Regions from separate parts of the Homo sapiens genome. Here region 1 is linked to region 2. The links are chromatin loops, found by intact Hi-C in ENCODE. Cell type or tissue: ascending aorta. All regions are shown on one strand. Each heading gives the region's core, and the rest is flanking DNA. Links, peaks and the distances in the headings are about the cores only.

Region 1 (8,318 bases), core at 244-8,243, 50 kb before region 2:
CACATGCACACGCAACCCCCCACACACACATGCACCAGACTCCCTCCTGGTTTCCTGCTAGGGGAGCAGCGACCACACCCCAGCCTCCCCAGGGCCACCCTCCTCATCTCATCTGCACAGTCGCTCCCACTTCCCAGATGAAGAAACCAAGGCTGCCGGCCACGGCTGCGCACCCCCACCTGGGGCCAGGGCAGGCTCCCCAGGACTGGTGTTAGTGAGGGCCGAACAGTTCCAGCTCCCAGCAGGGCACTCACTGGGCTGTGGATAGCTGTCCACTCTTCAGGCTACGCCCAAGGATTCCAGTAAGGGAACCAGAGCCATTGGAGCGTTGCCACCACCGGAAAACAGCCACCGACCCGGGTGGGATGGTCTCCAGTAGCATGGTGGGATGGTCTCCAGTAGCATGGTGGGAGGAACAGGGCAGTCCACAGAGGGCTGGACGCTTCCTTCCACAGCTCACCGGCCGGTCACCGTGGCCGATCACCCTCTGGGTTCCCGAGTGAGAGTCCTCGGCCCTCATGCCCTGAGCCTGCAGGTCACCATTGTGGGAGAAAATGGAGCCACTGTGGAGCCACCCCAGGGTCCTGGGTGCGGAGCCATGCGGAGGGAGGGTTTTCAATGCCCTGCTACTGTGACCTGCGTTTCCCAAAGCCGTGCATGGGATGTCGTGATCAGAAAAAGGCAGGACAGAAGCAACCCCCGAATACTATAAATGCCACTTTAACTGGGATAAAATAGGAAATCAAAGTTGATCTGACGACCCCAGACTTTCTAGGACAAGGCACCCAGTGTTGAAAGTGAGCAGCAGATTCCCACGGCTGCCTCTTGGCCCCGTCAAACGTGAGGTCTTTGTTTCCCTCTCAGAAGAGAGATCACGGGTCTGTCATCACAGGGCATGGGTACGGAACCAGACCCAGATCTAGTCTTCAATTTCCGAACACTCAGAATGACTGTCTCTCTCCAGTGAGAGGCGGAGTTGATCCCTCCACAGCGGGGCTGACGGGGGAGGGGAGGAGATTTTCATACAAGTGCCCTCTGAAGTGGATGGAAGCACGTTGGCCCTTTTCTCAGGAATTGGCCACTAAGGAAAAAAGCTGGAGGACGTGTTCCCAGATGCCAGAAGGCTGACCAGAGGCGGGAGCCCCTCCTCCATGGCCACAGCACCCAGGCTTCTGTTCCAGGAAGCCAGGCCCCTTGATGGGCAGCCAAGCGCCTGCAGCCTCCCCGAACCCAGGGCTCATGGCCTGCCCGCCTCCCACTGTCCCCCCACACCATGGGGACGCTCTGCCTTTATGGGGCAGGCCTCAGGCCTTCACACTCACCCTAGGCAAACCGGCCTCTCGCTCAGAGATTCAGGCCGGGCCTCTGCACCGCAAGGGGGACATGGCCCAGGGGGGTCCCTCTCAACCCTCGTCCTACTGTCCTGGGCACTGGGGAAAGCAGTGGCCCTGAGCATCTGTATCAGTTTACAGGCAGAATGGATCTGCTTAGCAGCCAGTCTTCCAAAATGAAACCAGAAACCAGGTCTAATCATTTGAGCTCGATAAAGATTCCCCAAGTGCCCGGGGAAGCTAGGCTGTGGCTCGCTGGTAACTGGTTTGCTTTCTCTCCAGACACACAGATCGTGCAAGCAATAAAATGAAATACGTTGGCTGCACCCACAATGTGAAGGGGTGGGGGATCTATCTCACGAGGGCATCGTCTGGGTAAGATGATATCAGATGTAGCAAACAAGAAAAGCAAGGTTCCAGAAACCAACATATATCAGCTTTTGGCAAAGCCTGCGCACCGCCGTTATGCATTTTAAATAACTCGATGCCAAATCGTAACAGGCTGTCCTTGCCAGAAACCATGAGAGGTCAAGCGAGGATCGCAGAAGAGTGCAAAGATTTGTCTTTAGAAAGCACAGTGCTGAAATCTATTTTGAGTTTTGCAAAACAAGAGACCGTCTGGGCCTCTCTCTCTTTTCCTTGGCCTTTCCCTTTTCATTTTAAAACTAACATCTAAGTCTCGTCCCCACTGCAGGCCTCCAGCTCGGGGCCCAGGCTGGGCTGAGCCAGAGTGTGAGGACAGGACCCTAGCAATTGTGTCCGGGGCCGATGGTGGTCCTGCCCTGCTCCCAGGCTCGAGGGGCCTCCCAGCTGAGTCCAGAGTAAGCTCTCGATCCCCTAAAGTTTGCCGGAACAGACAGCGGGCCCGGGCCTGACACCAGAGCAACCATGCCCCATCTACAACGCTTCTGCACAGAATCAGAAGCCCTTCTGGAATCTTCCTGTCTCTGCCTTTTCGAGGTGCTGTGACCATCACTGGCGATGGGCACCTCATTGTCCCAGGCCCAGTGGGGAGCCCACCTCCAGGACTGGTTCCTGTCTACTCCTCCCTCACTCCAGAAGCACCAGCCCTACAGGGCAGGGTCCCTGACAGAGCCCAGGGCTGGAGGCTCCTGGTCCAGTCCCCAGCCCTCTGCCCACCACAGAGCTCAAGCACGGTAGGCCACTGCTTGGGATTGGGTACAGGCCCCTGGGTTTTCAAAGCTCATCTAGGGATTCCAGGAACCGCAGCAGGGTCTGGGTCCACCTGATCTGACCTGACTGTCCCTCGTTGAGGGCTGTCTGGACCCCAGGTGCTGCCTGCAGGTAGCCAGGCCTGTCCCTTCCTGCGCACCTGCAGCCAGCTCCTCCGGCCTTGCCCTGTCCACCTGAGCAGTGGACTGAGCCCCCGGGGGCATGGGAGAGACCTGGGGAGGAGGATGCCATTGGCACCTGTGGCCAGGGCTGGCCTGGGGCCAGACTGGCCGACACTGTTCCCAGGCACAGCCAGGCTGGCCGCGTGCGGCGGCGGCGAGAGCTGCGGGGACCGACTGTGCCTCTGCAAGCCCAGGGGAGCTGGGCCGGGAAGAGCGGCCAGCGGCGCCCGGGCCCACAATGGCCCCTTTCTCCCCGCGTTTATTGAGACAGTTCGGTTTGGAATATTTAAACAGTTGTATATTCACAGATTGCAAGAGGGAGAGGATTACCTAAGGACGAGCCAGCCCGATCAATGCATAATCAGATAACTGCCCGGGCTCTCTACAAGGTTTCACAGGAAGATCCGCCACTCAAACGCTAATTCCTCTTGCTAATTAAGCAGCCTGTTAATTGCTCTCGGGCCTCTAATGCCCCTGTCATTATGCCTGTAACAGCCCCGTGACAGCAATGGGCCTGGAGCTGGGGCCCACAAAGGAGCCGGTCCTTAATGAATCGGGCCAGTGCAGGGACCTGCACCCTTGGCCGCGCCTCGCCTGTGCCGCGCTCCGCTCCGAGGGGCCAGGCGTAGTGGGGTCAGTGCCCCCCGCGCAGACCAAACTCGTTACAAATGGCCCAACCTGCCGTGACCGACAGCAAACACGGCTGAGCTCCTGGGAGAGCCACTGAGGGATGTTTTCCTTTCTTCCCTTAAAAAATTAAAAGCGGAGCCCGGTCCAGGGACCTGCACAGCCGCTCCCCTAACTCATTGCTCCTCCAGAGCCTTGGCGAGCGCCAGGCAGGGCCGGTCCCCCCAGAGGCCTGTGCTTCAGAGCGTGTGTCCCGCTGAGCCGGCGACTCTGCCCTTCCGAACAGCCCAGCAGCCGCTGAGTGGGGGGCCTCAGTTTCCCCATGTGCCCTGGCGATGACAGTGGCTACTCTGGGGGGTCAGAGGAGACCTGGGCTGAACAGAGGCCCACTTCCAGAAAGGACAGGAGGACCGTCCTCTTTGCCCATCCAATCAGCGGGCACTGGGCTGGCCTCCTCTGGCCAGCTCTGAGGCCTCTCCAGCCCAGAGCCCAGGGGCTGGGCCGTCCGCTAAGAAAGCAGCCTCAGCCGGAGTGATTCACGGATGCGGGAAGCGCGCTGGCTGAGGAAGCCCAGCATTCTCAAGGAGGTGCAGCTGCGGGGTGCGCACATGGTCAGCCTTTGGCTGGTGACTGTGCCTTAGCGAGGCAGAAATGTCAGAGCTTTAGGCAAAGAGAAACTCGCCAGAACTGTAGTTGGTTTGGGTCAGCTGATCAGGTTTTCCCAGAGACATGCAAAGAGCCCAGAGAGCCCCAGGGGGCTCCTGCGGAGCTGACAGGAACCTGAACATTGCGGGAGCTGGAACCCAGGACACACAGGGGCCACACTGCAGCTGCTCGCTTCCAGTACCCCTGAGACCTGGGGCCCCTTCTCCAGCCTACTTCCCACAGGGCTGCCCGGATGGGAGCAGGGAGGGGGCTGTGGATTGAGGCCTGGCCCTGGAGCTGGCATGTTCCCACCCTGACCCCTCACATCAGCCACCAAGGGCATAGAGGTCCCCCCATCCTGCTGGGGCCCACCTTAGGTGGAGGGGGGCTTCGAGGGGCTGTCACCAGGCTGAGTAGGGATGCAAGCCCAGATACACCTGACCCCCGGCCCTCATTCTTCCTTCCGCTCCAAGGCCTGGCAGGACCGCAGATGTGGCTCCACACACCAGGCCTGGGACATGGCAGGTGGCTCTCTCCCAAATGGAAGGGTCAGGGTTGGCCAAAGGACCAAGCTGATCCTAGCATTGGTGCTATAGTGGTAAGCATCGCTGCCTTCCAAAAGGCCAAGCTGGGGCTGTCACCTCTGTCCTGTCCATGATCAGTTCCTGGACAGTGGGTCATGTTTAGAGGCCACGGGAGCAGAGGTTCCTGGCTGAAAGACATAGGTCAGCCCAGCCAGGCCAAGAACCACTCAGGGAAACCAGTCAGAGTTCAGAAGAGCTCTCTGCAAAACAGGAGACTGTCTGGGCCTCTCTCTCCCTCTTTTCCTTGGCCTTTCCCTTTTCATTTTAAAATTAACATCTAAGTCTTGTCCCCACTGCCGGCCTCCAGCTCAGGGCCCAGGCTGGGCTGAGCCAGGGTACGAGGACAGGACCCCCAGGACTCCAGGAGCCACTGTGGCCAGCTCCACGGCCCTGTCCACCTCCACCGGCCCTGCCCTCCTAAGCACCCGGGTCCCAGCAGTTCTTGGGGGTTCTCACGGGTGGGGGCACATCTAACATGGGGTCCCAAAGGCAGCGTCAGAGAGAGAAGTCATTCCACACAAAGCCTGGGAGAAGGAGACGACTCGGACGCCCACCATACGGCGTGGGGTGCGCATCTGGGACGCTGACTGCAGCTGAGCTGCCCCACCCGAGCCCAGGTGCTCGGAGACAGGGCCTCATTTAACCTTGACAAGGACACAAGTCTCTGTCTTGTCCCCAGTTGAGGAGAGGCCAACTGCCTTGCCCCAGACCCCGCAGCTCATCCACTCGGAGCTCGGACTTGATGTCTCGCCACTGGGGCAATGCCCTGGGGCACCCCGTGAGCACCCTGCTTCTCGGGCCACCGGGAGGCAAATGAGAAGAAAAAGATGTTGCCACCCTCACAGCCGCATCTCCTGAGTCCAGCTTCACGCCAGCTTGGCCTTTGGATGCCAAGGAAGGGGGCATGGGATGGGCTGCCCCCCCTCCCAGTTCCAGCAGCACCTGCTGCACTGGAGAAGACTCTGGGCCCCCCTCACTGGGGAGTGGGACTCTGCAATCTGTGCTGAAAGGGTGAACCAGGTGGGGCAGGTGTTTATGTAGCCGAATGGCTGCCCCCTCCTCCAGGAAGGCCGCAGGCTCCACATAGCTGCTGGCAGACACCCTTCACCCGTGCCTGGGCATTGATCTCAGCCACCCACACCCCCCTCTGCACGGGTGCCACACTTGGGGGTTGATAAATTTGTCAGACGCCTGGAGATACATTGCTTTGAACCCCTCAGCCCAGGACTGTCACCTGTTAGGGTCCTGTCGGCTTTCCTGAGGGCCTCTCTGCCATGGAGACAGACACGTTCCTGGGAACCTGATACCAAGGCATCCTGCAGCCCCTGTCCCCTGTGCAAGGGTTTGGCTTTGCCATGATGGCAGAAGAGGGGAGCGCCGAAGGCTTGGGCCTGCTGTCCCATGTATGAGGTGCAAGCACACAGCCGACACAGCAACCACGCATCCAGCCCTCGGGCTCTTCACTTTACACCGAAGAACACTGACTTCTCATCCAGGACCTGGTGAAATCAAGGAGGTTTCTTCCCACCCACCTTGGCCCCTTGCACACCGCTGCCCTGAGCACCAAGACCCCCTGAGCCGTCCCCCAGGCCTCGGGCTCCCGTGCAAGCGCTCCGCCTCTTGCCCTTCCCGCGCTCCAGTCCTGGTTTGAATTTGCAAAGCTGGGGCTGGTTCTCATTCCCAGCCGCCGCCTCCCTAGAGCCCTACAGGAAGATTCAACCTGTTCAAAGTAGAAATAAAATAAAATAAAATACAACAGCATCTCCCACCCCTTATTAAATTAAGCATTCTGGCCAGTTAGTGAAACCCTAAATTTGATTTCCTTTCCTGGGCTGTTTTTAGTGTGGGGGCAGCACGGAGGGGGGGAATGTCTGGAAGGAGGGCAGGGCTGCGGTATTTGCTGAGTCGAGACGGTTCATTTTTTCCACTCGTATAATGATCCTTTCTTCCTCTTGCGGGCACTTGAGTTTTGTTTGTTCTGCTGAAGGCTTAAACTTCTCCACGCGGCCACTCGCAGCCCCCAGGTGGGCCCCAGGGGAGGCCGGCCACCTTCAAGGGGTCCATTTGCTTCTGGGACAGAGCTTTGAAGAGACATTGCTTCAGGTTTGTGACAGACTCAAAGCCTCTGATGGGATTTGCAGAGACTTGCTGTTTCCGGGATCTGCCATTCCGGGGGCTCCTCACCCCCAGGAGCTGTGTTTGAATGTTTGAGGGACATGACAGAGCAGCAACCGGACAGAGGAGGGGATCTGCAGAGAGCGTCGAGGGCCCAGCATCTCAAGGGTCGATTAGAAATTGTTAGAAGGGGCACTCGGTTTTTCCCAGCACTGCACGGGAGGCCGGGAGGAGTGCGCAGGCGGAAGCTTCCAGCAGGCAGTCCTGTGCCACACAGCCCGGCTGTCTGTGTCCAGGCCATGGCTGGACGTGTCCGCCTGACCTCCACAGACACCGTGCGCAGGAAAGGGGCTCGCGGTGAGGCTGGCTCCCCTAATCAGATCCATACTCCGCCGGGTGCGCGTTTCATAGAAAAGATCTGGCGATACCAACCGCCCGCGCCTGCCACTCTGGTCCAACTGAAAGGCCTTTGTTCGGGGAGATTAGAGCGGGATTTGCTTTCCTTTTTCAAGATGTTTCACTCACTACATCACCCAGGGTACTGACGGGGCTGCAGCCCTTCTTCCTCCACTTCCCGCCAGGGCCACACATTCCGGGGTCCCCAGCCGCCTGGGGAGGGGGTGCTGGCAGGAGGGAGGCCTGGCCGGCCCCGCAGAGAAGGGCCTGCAGCGCGCAGCCGAGGTGGAGGGCCGCTGTCCCCCAAGGCTGTCGGCGGCACTTGGCCCTGCCCCGGATCCCCTAATCAGCTGGTTCCCTGTCCTCCCCTTCCTCGGCACAGCCTCACATCTGTTTCTCGGCATTCGGAAGCCCATTCATTTCTCACCACCGCCCTTTGCCCCGCACTTCCAGGCCAGGCCCAGGCCGGGAGACACTAGCGGCCTTGCAGGAGGCAGGCGACGTTCGGAGTCTCCACAGAAACGGTTTGCTCCAGCTGGGGGCCTCTGGGCTACCTGGCTTGTCCTCACTGTGTTTTGTTTTCATCAGGAGCTGATCTTTTCTGAGCCCGGTCCTGAAAACAGCTCCAGGTTGCTTTCCTCCAGGACAGGCTTTTAAAATAAAAGCTGTTTTTAAAAACAAATAATGTCATTCTCCCGTTTGTGCCCTGCCCCCAAACCAGGGCCATTTTCAGGGGCAGATTGCTAGGACCGGAGGCACCGCAGCCCCGGGTCCTGCTGGGAGGGTGGGCTCCTGGGGCAGGCTCCGTCCTGACCAGGCCAGCTGATCTTACGCAGCTCGGGGGCCAGGCCTGATCCTGTGACCTGCGGGCTCCGTGACGGGCAAGCTGTCCTCTGGCCTCAGCCTCCGCTGACTCCTCAGCCCTGCCTCCAAGCCGGGCCCTAACTAAAGCATTTTCCTACACGACAGAAAGAAAGGGGGAGAAACCACACGCTCACCTTGTCCCAGCACAAGATTCTAACATGCTCACAAGTCAATCATATCCTGTTTCCAATCCAAACCCAAACATGTGAAGGTCCCTCAGACATTCAGACACAGCTCCTGAAGGTGAGGAGCCCCTGGAATGGCAGATCCCGGAGAGAACAAGTCTCTGCAAATCCCTGCAGAAGCGGAAAGGGGCTTCTAATGGTTCTTTCTGGGGCCGGCAGCCTCCTTGCACTCTTGGCCAGGGCTCGGCCCTGCCATCCGGGTCCCCAGACTCTGCC
Region 2 (8,318 bases), core at 167-8,166:
AGGGGCTCTCAGGCCACCACTGCGGAGAGATGCTGACATAGCCGAGACCTCTCCTCCCCATCACGGCCTTCACTCGGGAGCACAGTCTGAGGCCAAACAGGCCCGGGCAGCGGCGGAGATTCCGGGACGCGGCTCCACCAGGGAGGCGGTGGGCAGCAGGGAGTAAAATGAGGATTAATGCCCGGAGCCGTCGGAGACAGTCACGCCAACTTCCTGTTTGCCCGGGGAGGACCGCAGCCACCCTGCGGTCACCGTTTGGGCTCCTCCGGTGAGCGTCATTTTTGGTCTTTGTTTAAATGTTTTACGGACTGATATGACCAGCCTCTCTGACGAGGCTGTTACAGCCCATTGGGCAGAGAGAAATGTCTGGGCATTTTTCAATGCGTTCCCCTTTCCCTGGGAGACCCAGCTACGGGAGCCATGGTGAAGTCTATTATGGAAATCCATAGTTGCTGTAATACCGGCTGCCAGGTCTGGATCAGATACAGGGATTCAACCATGTCACGGGCAAGAGCTCCCAGTCACATTCAGAGCCCGTTCCTCACGTATGCACCCCGTCATTTCCTCCCTCCGCTAAAACGTTGGCAGTGTCCTGCCTGCCACAGGTACTAGAGAAACGAATTTCATTTGAACTACCGAATTAAAAAGAGAGAGGCAGAGGCTCACAGCAGCAAAGAAAATTACATAACCCTCCTCTCTGGCAGCCTCCCTCCCTCTCTTCTGGGCCTTTCGAATGTGAAACAGGGCTGGGAACAGGCACCTCCGCGCCAGTGCAGAGAGGAGGCCCTGAGCCTCATGTCTAGAGCGGCGGGGGTTGGGGTGAGCTGTTGGTTGGATTCTGGCTTTCCTGCCATCTTAGACACCATGGTCCAGACCCCCAGGCGAGGGACCACTCCCCAGTGAGGACACAGAGTCTGTGTGGAGCTGCTGAGCCCCGACTCGCCACAGCGGGAGGCAGCCTGTACCACCCAGAGCTCGGGGACCCTGTCTCCCTCCAGGTGGGCCCCTAGCATGCATCCTGCAGCTGGAGAGGTCCTCTGCCCCCTGACATGCAGGTCTCGGAGCCCGGCACACAGGAATCCCACCACACCATGATTGACACAGGGGAAGATGAGAGGACGGATGGGAATGGAACTTGCAGAAGCCCCCAGCCCCCTGCAAGAACTAGGAGGCCTCTGATAAGAAAAAAAGTGGCACGTGCCAACAGCTGTTTCCACCCCAGGACAGAGGCAAGGACAGAGGAGACCCAGGGAGGCTGAGTGTGGGGAGGCAGTAGGGGAGGCATCCACTGCATGTGGCAGGGGCCAGAACAGATTCTGGCACCTGTGCCTCCTAGTTTGAAATGAGCAGCTAACAATCATTTCATGTTTTATTTCAGGGCTGAGCTCTAAGGCAGGGGTCAAAGTGGTTCTCCTGCTGCAGGCTAGGGGAGACCCCAGTGTGGTTTGGCTTTATGATGTGGCCCGGGCCCTGCCTACAGCAACGATACAGTGCTGGTGGTCCACGCACGGGGCCTGGCCTGTGAGCACCTGCAGCCTGCACACCCACCCTGCACAACACCCACAAAGGCTGAGGCTGAGGACTGACCAATCAGCTTCCCAAACAGGCCAAGGAGATAAAAACAAAACTCCCCATCTGACTGCCTGGCTGATTGGAGGAGACATTGTAAAGCACCCCAGCCTGGCTCCAGGACCCCAAATTCCAGGAAAAAGCACCTACTAAACACCCTGGTGGACCTTCCAGGTCCTTCTGTGCAGACACCCCTGCTGGAGGAACAGGTTCACACGAGTGCACACATCGCAGCACTTCAACCAAGTTCAAACTCACTTTTATTCTCCAAAGCGTCCTCACCTTTACCTGGTTTCACAAAGGGGAGAGTCCAGCAGCAGTGAGGGAGGGGGCCAGCAGCAAGCCCAGGCCAGCGTGGGGCTGGGGACCCTGGGAGAGTGGGACACACACACGATGCAGAGTTGGGGTGAACAGAGCCTGGGTTTCTGGGGCTGATGTGGGATGCTCCTGAGCTTGTGTCAGGGGGCAGGGCCCGGGCCCACGGGAGACCTCGCCAGCAGCCTCCAGGAGGCCCGTGGACCAGGACTTCATATTCGCCCCAAACATTCAGCTTTGTTATTCTTCTAAAGTGGGAAAGGAGACAAAGCTACTGATTTCCCAACTCCATAGCACACCACACAGAAAGCAAACCGCAGGCCTGGAGACCTGCCCTGTGGGGGTCACTTCAATGGGGACTGGCCCCAGAGCCAGAGGTTTGGGGAGAGCCAGCCAAGATGCAGACCAGCCCCTCTGAGAAGCAAGAAGGGGCTTCATACCCCGAGATGTGTGCTCTGTGGAGTTTCCTGTGTCCCCCCCAAAAACACCCACCATCACCCCATGTTTAAATTCCTTATAGAATATACATTTGGTGTCAGAGGAGAAAACCAAACCTAAGTAAATCCATCCAGGTAAGTCGGAAGGCTAAGGAGGGACAGGGAATAGTCCTTAGTGTGCCCAAGGAAGCCGAGCCGGTTTCTGGGAATAAACTAAGAAGCCCCGGTAAAGCCTGGAAAACCTCTCCTCGCACACCCATGCAAAGGCAGCCCTGGCCCCTGGCCTCCAGCTAAGCCTCCTGAGCCCTTTCCTTCCTGTTAATGCCCCCTGGCACTACCTGTGGGCGAGGAAGGAGACAGACACCCTCGGAGAAGCCCCAGGCTCCAGTGCTTCTGCCCGGGGACGCTGAGAGCAGACAGAGGCTGAGCCCATGTGTCCCTGCTCCTGCATGCCCTGACGCTTTCCCTGAGCCACTCCACGCAGGGGACCAGCCGGCGGCCACTAGCAAGGGCTTCAGTGGCACAACTCAGCTTCCTCAGAACACATCTCAGAAGCAGGAAAAGCAAACTCTTCCCTCATCTCCCCGCCCCAACAGATCCTCTGAGAGCCCCAGGTCCCCACCAGCCGGACAGGGAGCACGTATCCCACACCCTCCCTTCATCCAGCAGAGTCAGTGCAGACGTGGCCAGGGCTGCGGCAAAGACGTGGATCGCAACACACACGCACACCTGGACACACACACGTGCTTGGACACACCCCTTCACACACCCACGCTTGACAGAGCACGGGCTGGAGCTGCACAGTGTGCTGGGAAGCCTGTTATCCTGAGAGGAGCGCGGGGCTGGTGGGTTCCCTCACAGCAGGCTCAGAAAGCCGCTTTGCCAAGCAGGGCCTCGAGGTGGGCAGAGCAGAGGCTGCTCCTGGTTCTGCACATTTGAAGTGGGCACCCCACGCGTGGGGGGCTTGGCTCACTCTTGGTCAAGCCTAGTGCGTGACTCCTCCTCCCCCAGGAGGATGGTGGGCAGCAGCTGCTGAGGTTCTGCCGCCCTGGCCTCTGGGGTCCCCTCTGGCCCGAGGTGGATCGCAGATGAGCCTGTCGCCGCACCCACTGCTCCGCCTGACGAGTGGGGTTCAGGCCAGAATGAAAAAGGGACCCCTCCTCACCGGGTTCGTTTCAACACAGGCTCCACGGCCTCCACTCTGAGAGGTGCGTGTGCAGGTTCGGAAACGGCACCGCCATCAGCGCGGAAAACGCGCATGGGACGGCACAGAGCCTTATTCAGAGGAGATGAAATAGTCACTAGGACCCAGCCATGTTTTAAAATGATTATAAATTATTTTAACAGTGCATTTGCAAAGGGTTATAAAAACAGCCATAATATATTTTTTTCCTTAGATTCTAGAATTACCAGTGTGACAGCTAATGCAATAATGATTTGTTTCAAATGCCAGTGTTTAAGCTGTATAAAGCTGATTTTATACATTTTTCCAGTAGGCCGCATTGTAGTTAATGAAATTAAACACACCAATCGCATTTGTCCCCAGGGGACGAGGAACTGAACACACCACTGGTTTATTTTTTTATTAAAATAAATTGCAGCCGGCAAGATGGACTAATTGCATACAGAATTGAAAAAGAAACATTCCATTGATATAATTAAGCCAATTTTCATGGACAGAAATAGTTATAGTGGATATAAAATAAGCAAAACCTTCACCAGAATCTGACTTCCCTCCTTTTCTGCCCAAAATGTTAACTATTAAACAAATATGATCTTGGAGCGGCCAGCACTCCTATCTTCAGGCCTCGGGGCATTGTTCCCGCGTCTCAGGCTAGGCCGGCCAGGCGGGCCAGCCCAGGCACCTCCAGACCGTGGAGGATTTGATGGCAAAAGCCCAAGAGTGAAGTGGTCAGACCAGGGAGAGGCCACTCCTCCCCTGCTCTGGGCCCACCAAAGCTTGGGAGCACTCCTGGCCCAGGATGACCACCGTGGCCCTGGCTGCAGCCTAGGAGACACCCAGACTTCAGGAGCCGTGGCCCACGCCAGGCTGGACCAGGGATGTCAGCAGCCGGCCCCTTCCACCCTGCAGCTCAGACCAACAGGGCAGCAGCAGCTCCACCTCCCCCTGACTGCTGGGCGGTGGGTGGAGGCGGTGGGTGGTGGTTATTCCCCTCCAGATCTGAGGGGTGGCAAAGGGCAGGTCCTACACCTCCCGGGCCAACCTGAGCCTCCTGCATTTGCTCCGGATGAAGGCAGTGAGCGAGGGAGTGTGGAGGGTGCAGGCCAGGCCACCCGACCAAGGTTTCTGCTCCTCTGTGCCTGCCCTTGGGGACAGAACACCCACAGAAGGGGCAGGAGCTGTGGGGGACGGAGCCCAGCGGGAGTCCAGCCTGCAGGTGTGAGGTCACTTACACGCTGGACGCACGTGATGTCCTGCCTGCTTTTTAAGAACAGACCTGCTACAAGTTGAGCATTGGCCTTGAGAAAATGCTTAAACCCTGACACGCACACACACACGCGCACACACACACACACACAGAAAAAACCCTATGGAATTAACGGCAGCCTGTGGTGCTCTGTGGGGGAGGGGAATGCTACATAAGAAGCCCTGGAGGTCTTCATTCCACTGAATTTCACTGGAGCCTCAATCTGCTGTGTGCCCTCCCAAGAGTTCCTCCACCTCTCTGCGTCTGGGGTTTCTCACTCTCAAAAGTGGTGCCTGCTCGCCTGCACTCTGTCTTCCCAGGGTCAGTGAAGGGAGGAGGTGTCCTGTCCCCCAAGTGCACTAGGGAGCCCGGCCCGTCTCCCGAGGTTGCCGGCAGGGGCCGGGGCTGCGGATCAGACTGGGCAGGCGGGTCTACCCTGGAAAGCCAGACCCCCACCCTCTGCCTCCGTTTCTCTGCACCGTCTTCCCTCCCCCTACAGCCCCTACTTAAACCCAGGCGGCGCGCGCTCCCGCGTCTCTCGGGGCGCGGGTCGGGATGTCGCAGGGAACCCAGGCAAGCGGGGGGCCTGGCGCCCACGGTGTCCCGCACGAGGTCGAGGGTCGGCGGTTGGGGACGCGGAGGCCGCCCTCCTCCGCAAGGGAGGCCAGGAGGAGGGGACCCCGGGGTCCAAGCTGGGGCTCTAGAAGGGGAGAGCGCCGCTCCCGCTGGGCCAGGGTCGGGGCGCCAGGCTGCGCGGTGTGGACGCGGGCGCTGCTCCGCGGTAGTTGGCCGCGACTTTGTGCGCGGGGAGTGGGAAGTCGGCCGAGACTACCGGCCGGCCCGGGGTCCCCCAGGCCCCGCTCCCCGACCCGGCCCACGCCGTCTGCAGCCCTCGGTGGCTCGATTCTGAGCCCGCGGCCGCCGCTGCACCGCGGCGAGGCCCCAGCCAGCTGGCTTCGCTCGCGAAGTTTCCTTCCCGCACGGGGAAGTCGCCGGAGCTGCTCCTGGTCCTCCCGCGCCGGCGACGGGAGCTGCAGCTTCCAAGACTCGTTACACGGGTTTGATTCAAAACCTGATAAATTGTATTTAACGCTATTTGAAAATTTTAAACGAAATTATTCAAAAGATTTTTAATCCCGGATAATTTTTGTTGAAACTCTAATTATACATCACCTTAATTACCAGCCCAAGCCCCCCAAGGATCCCTAATTGCCTCCTAATTGAATAAAACAGGGGGCTAATCGGGCCCACAGCGGCCCAGCGAGCTGCCACCAGCCTCACCTCCCCTGAGGGGCCCGGTGGGGGGAGCCCCTGGCTGCTGGGTCCCCTTCACCCAGCCTCCCGGCAGAAATGGCAGACCTGGTCCCCTGCCCTGCGCACTGCCTACAGGAGGACTTGGGAGCCGAGGAAGCCTCGGGGCCAGGAGGGGCCAGGATGTCGGGCTGGCACCTGCTCTGGAAGAGCCGCTCACAGGACAAGGAGGACCCCCCGAGTGGGCGTCTGGTGGTTGGCGAGCCAGGCATGGCCGGTGCCTGTCCCCAAGGAGCCCACCCAGCAGTTGCTCCACAAGCCAGCTTGGCAAGCCCCTCCTGCCAGCTTCCGAGCCATGGCACACCTGCGCAGCCAGGGGCTGAGGGAGGGGGCCTGTGGGTGACACACAGTCCACTGCCGTGGGGCACCAAGCCCTGGCGGCCAGCCCCGCACTCCACCCCTCCACCGCAGCCTCTGTGTTTTCGTCCGAAGCGGGGCAAGACGCTGGATTCCCGCCGGACGTCCTGGCGCTGCTGCCCTAACCGGCCTTCAGAGGGAAGGCTGCCGTCCTGGCTCTGGGGAGGGGACTGGTGGACGGGGCCAACTGCCCCAGGGAGGGTGGGAGAAGGGAGGGCCCAGCCAGCCTGGCCTGTTTCTACGAAGAAGGAAGGAGGCTGTGAACTGGGCCGCCAGCCCCGCTTACCTCTACCCTGTCTCCAGCACACCTTCCACACGCATCACCCTCAAACACGAGCAAGACACACACAGTCCCCATCTAGTGGGGGCTGCAGCTCCCCCACCCCAGGGGCTAGATGGGACTTGTGGAGAGGACACTCCCCCAGCCCTGGGGTATGTGGCATCTAGGACATGGGGTCTGCCACCTAGGTGGGGATCAGGCCTCAAGGAGCAGCTCTGATGGGGGTGCCGACTGGCACATCCTCCTCCTGCACAGAGGCCCCCAGCTGTGCTATGAGGGCGATGGTGATCCAGAGAGCACCTTGGTGGTGCTAACCCCCCACCTGCCCACCTGGCTCACAACAGCCCTGGAAACAATAAGCTTTTGTTAAGCATTGAGTTTGTAAATGTGGGGCTGCAGCAGCCCCTACCCCACCGGCCCTACCGCCCTGGCTTCAGTAGGGGGGACCCTGTCCCTGAACTGTCCTCACTCTGTTCCTGGCCCCCAGGCTCAGGTGGAGGAGGCTGTAGGTTTCCCATCAGCTGAGCCACAGCCCCGGCTTGGGTGCCCCAGTGGCCACCTCTGTCCTTGGAAAGCTCAGCTGGAAGCCCGGGTCACCCCCGGAGCCGCCACCATTTGGCCCTTCACAAGACCCAATCCAGAGGACTAACCCACCTGAACTGAGGCTTGGAGTGGGGTCTCCAGGGAAACACAAACGAAATTACACCTCCAGATGCACACTCGGCGGTGGCCCCCGAAATGCTGGGTCATGGGGTCACCTCCACTGGCCTGGTTGCTGTTCTGTGCCCAGCCTGAATACCAACCTGGTAACCATGACCTTGCCCCTGCCCAACCCCACAGTCCCCTGACCTGGTCAGCATTGTGGGGAGGGGAGGACCTGCTGGCTGGAGTGCTGGCCCTACCGCCTCTGACTCGGGTAATGGACTATGGTCCCCGGGGAAGTTCACATCTGCTTAAAATATCGCCTGATGAAATGAAATTCTTCAGCGGATCCTGCCTTCTTGCTCAGGGCAGGCAGTGTGATCCTGAACCTGCCTCAGCCACCTTGGGGGGCCTGGGACAAGCGGTCCCAGCTGTGGAGCCTGGAAGGAGGGGTTCCCAGCGCTCGGCCAAGTGTGGACAGAGGGCCGAGGCCTGGCAGTCACCTCTCATGGGGTTTTTCCTCACTAAAGACTCTCGGGAAAAGGAAGCCAGCGCTCGGCGCTCCCGCTGGGCCCGGCTCTCCGGCCTCCTGGCCAGATGGCTGCCAGGCACCACTTCTGGTCCTGAGCGGACCCGGTCCCGGGCCACCTTCCCCACCTGGCAGAGGTGGAGCCGGCGGAGAGCTGGGGCCTCTCGGAAGTTTCCAGGGCCGCGCGGGTGCGCCGAGTCCGCCTCTCGCTTGCAGCGAAGGCCCCGGCGTCAGCGCGGCCGGTTTCCCCTTTCTCGTTCCAGCTTAGGGCCCATCCTGGGCGAGGGCCTGACCTGGCGGCCCACACGCAGCCCGGTGGTCCCGACTCTGAGCAGGCCCGCGGTGCACACACAGAACCGAACCCGAACACGCACACGCACACCCCACGCGCGGAGGGCCCGCAACGCCGCGCACAGACAGCCCCTTCGCGTCGGCGGCGAAACGCCCGG

Evidence for each region. A loop is a pair of places that touch in the nucleus more often than their neighbours do. Peaks named below come from ENCODE experiments on the same cell type or tissue, not always from the same donor. Only the 100,000 strongest peaks of a DNase experiment are listed, where the experiment ranks them.
Region 1: it touches region 2 in a loop (4-fold over the local background); 15 of 110 quality-filtered maps call a loop at or near these places.

What each region holds. Positions count from the first base shown.
Region 1 is chr1:3,120,763-3,129,080 of GRCh38, reverse strand. All of the region lies in intron 1 of PRDM16 (PR/SET domain 16), which reads right to left. MIR4251 (microRNA 4251) reads right to left here and starts at 1,106; the gene lies at 1,046-1,106. RefSeq lists enhancers at 1-842, 2,286-2,896, 3,509-4,120. In ascending aorta, for the core only: no CTCF peak of the experiment used is centred there; DNase peaks (open chromatin) are centred at 300, 1,070 and 3,860; H3K4me3 peaks cover 3,882 bases; H3K27ac peaks cover 8,000 bases.
Region 2 is chr1:3,070,956-3,079,273 of GRCh38, reverse strand. All of the region lies in intron 1 of PRDM16 (PR/SET domain 16), which reads right to left. It overlaps LOC124903827 (translation initiation factor IF-2), which reads left to right and starts at 3,712. Exons shown (of 5, transcript XM_047436614.1): 1 at 3,712-8,318. The coding sequence starts at 7,411. RefSeq lists an enhancer at 5,747-6,595. In ascending aorta, for the core only: no CTCF peak of the experiment used is centred there; DNase peaks (open chromatin) are centred at 561, 4,698 and 6,541; H3K4me3 peaks cover 7,452 bases; H3K27ac peaks cover 8,000 bases.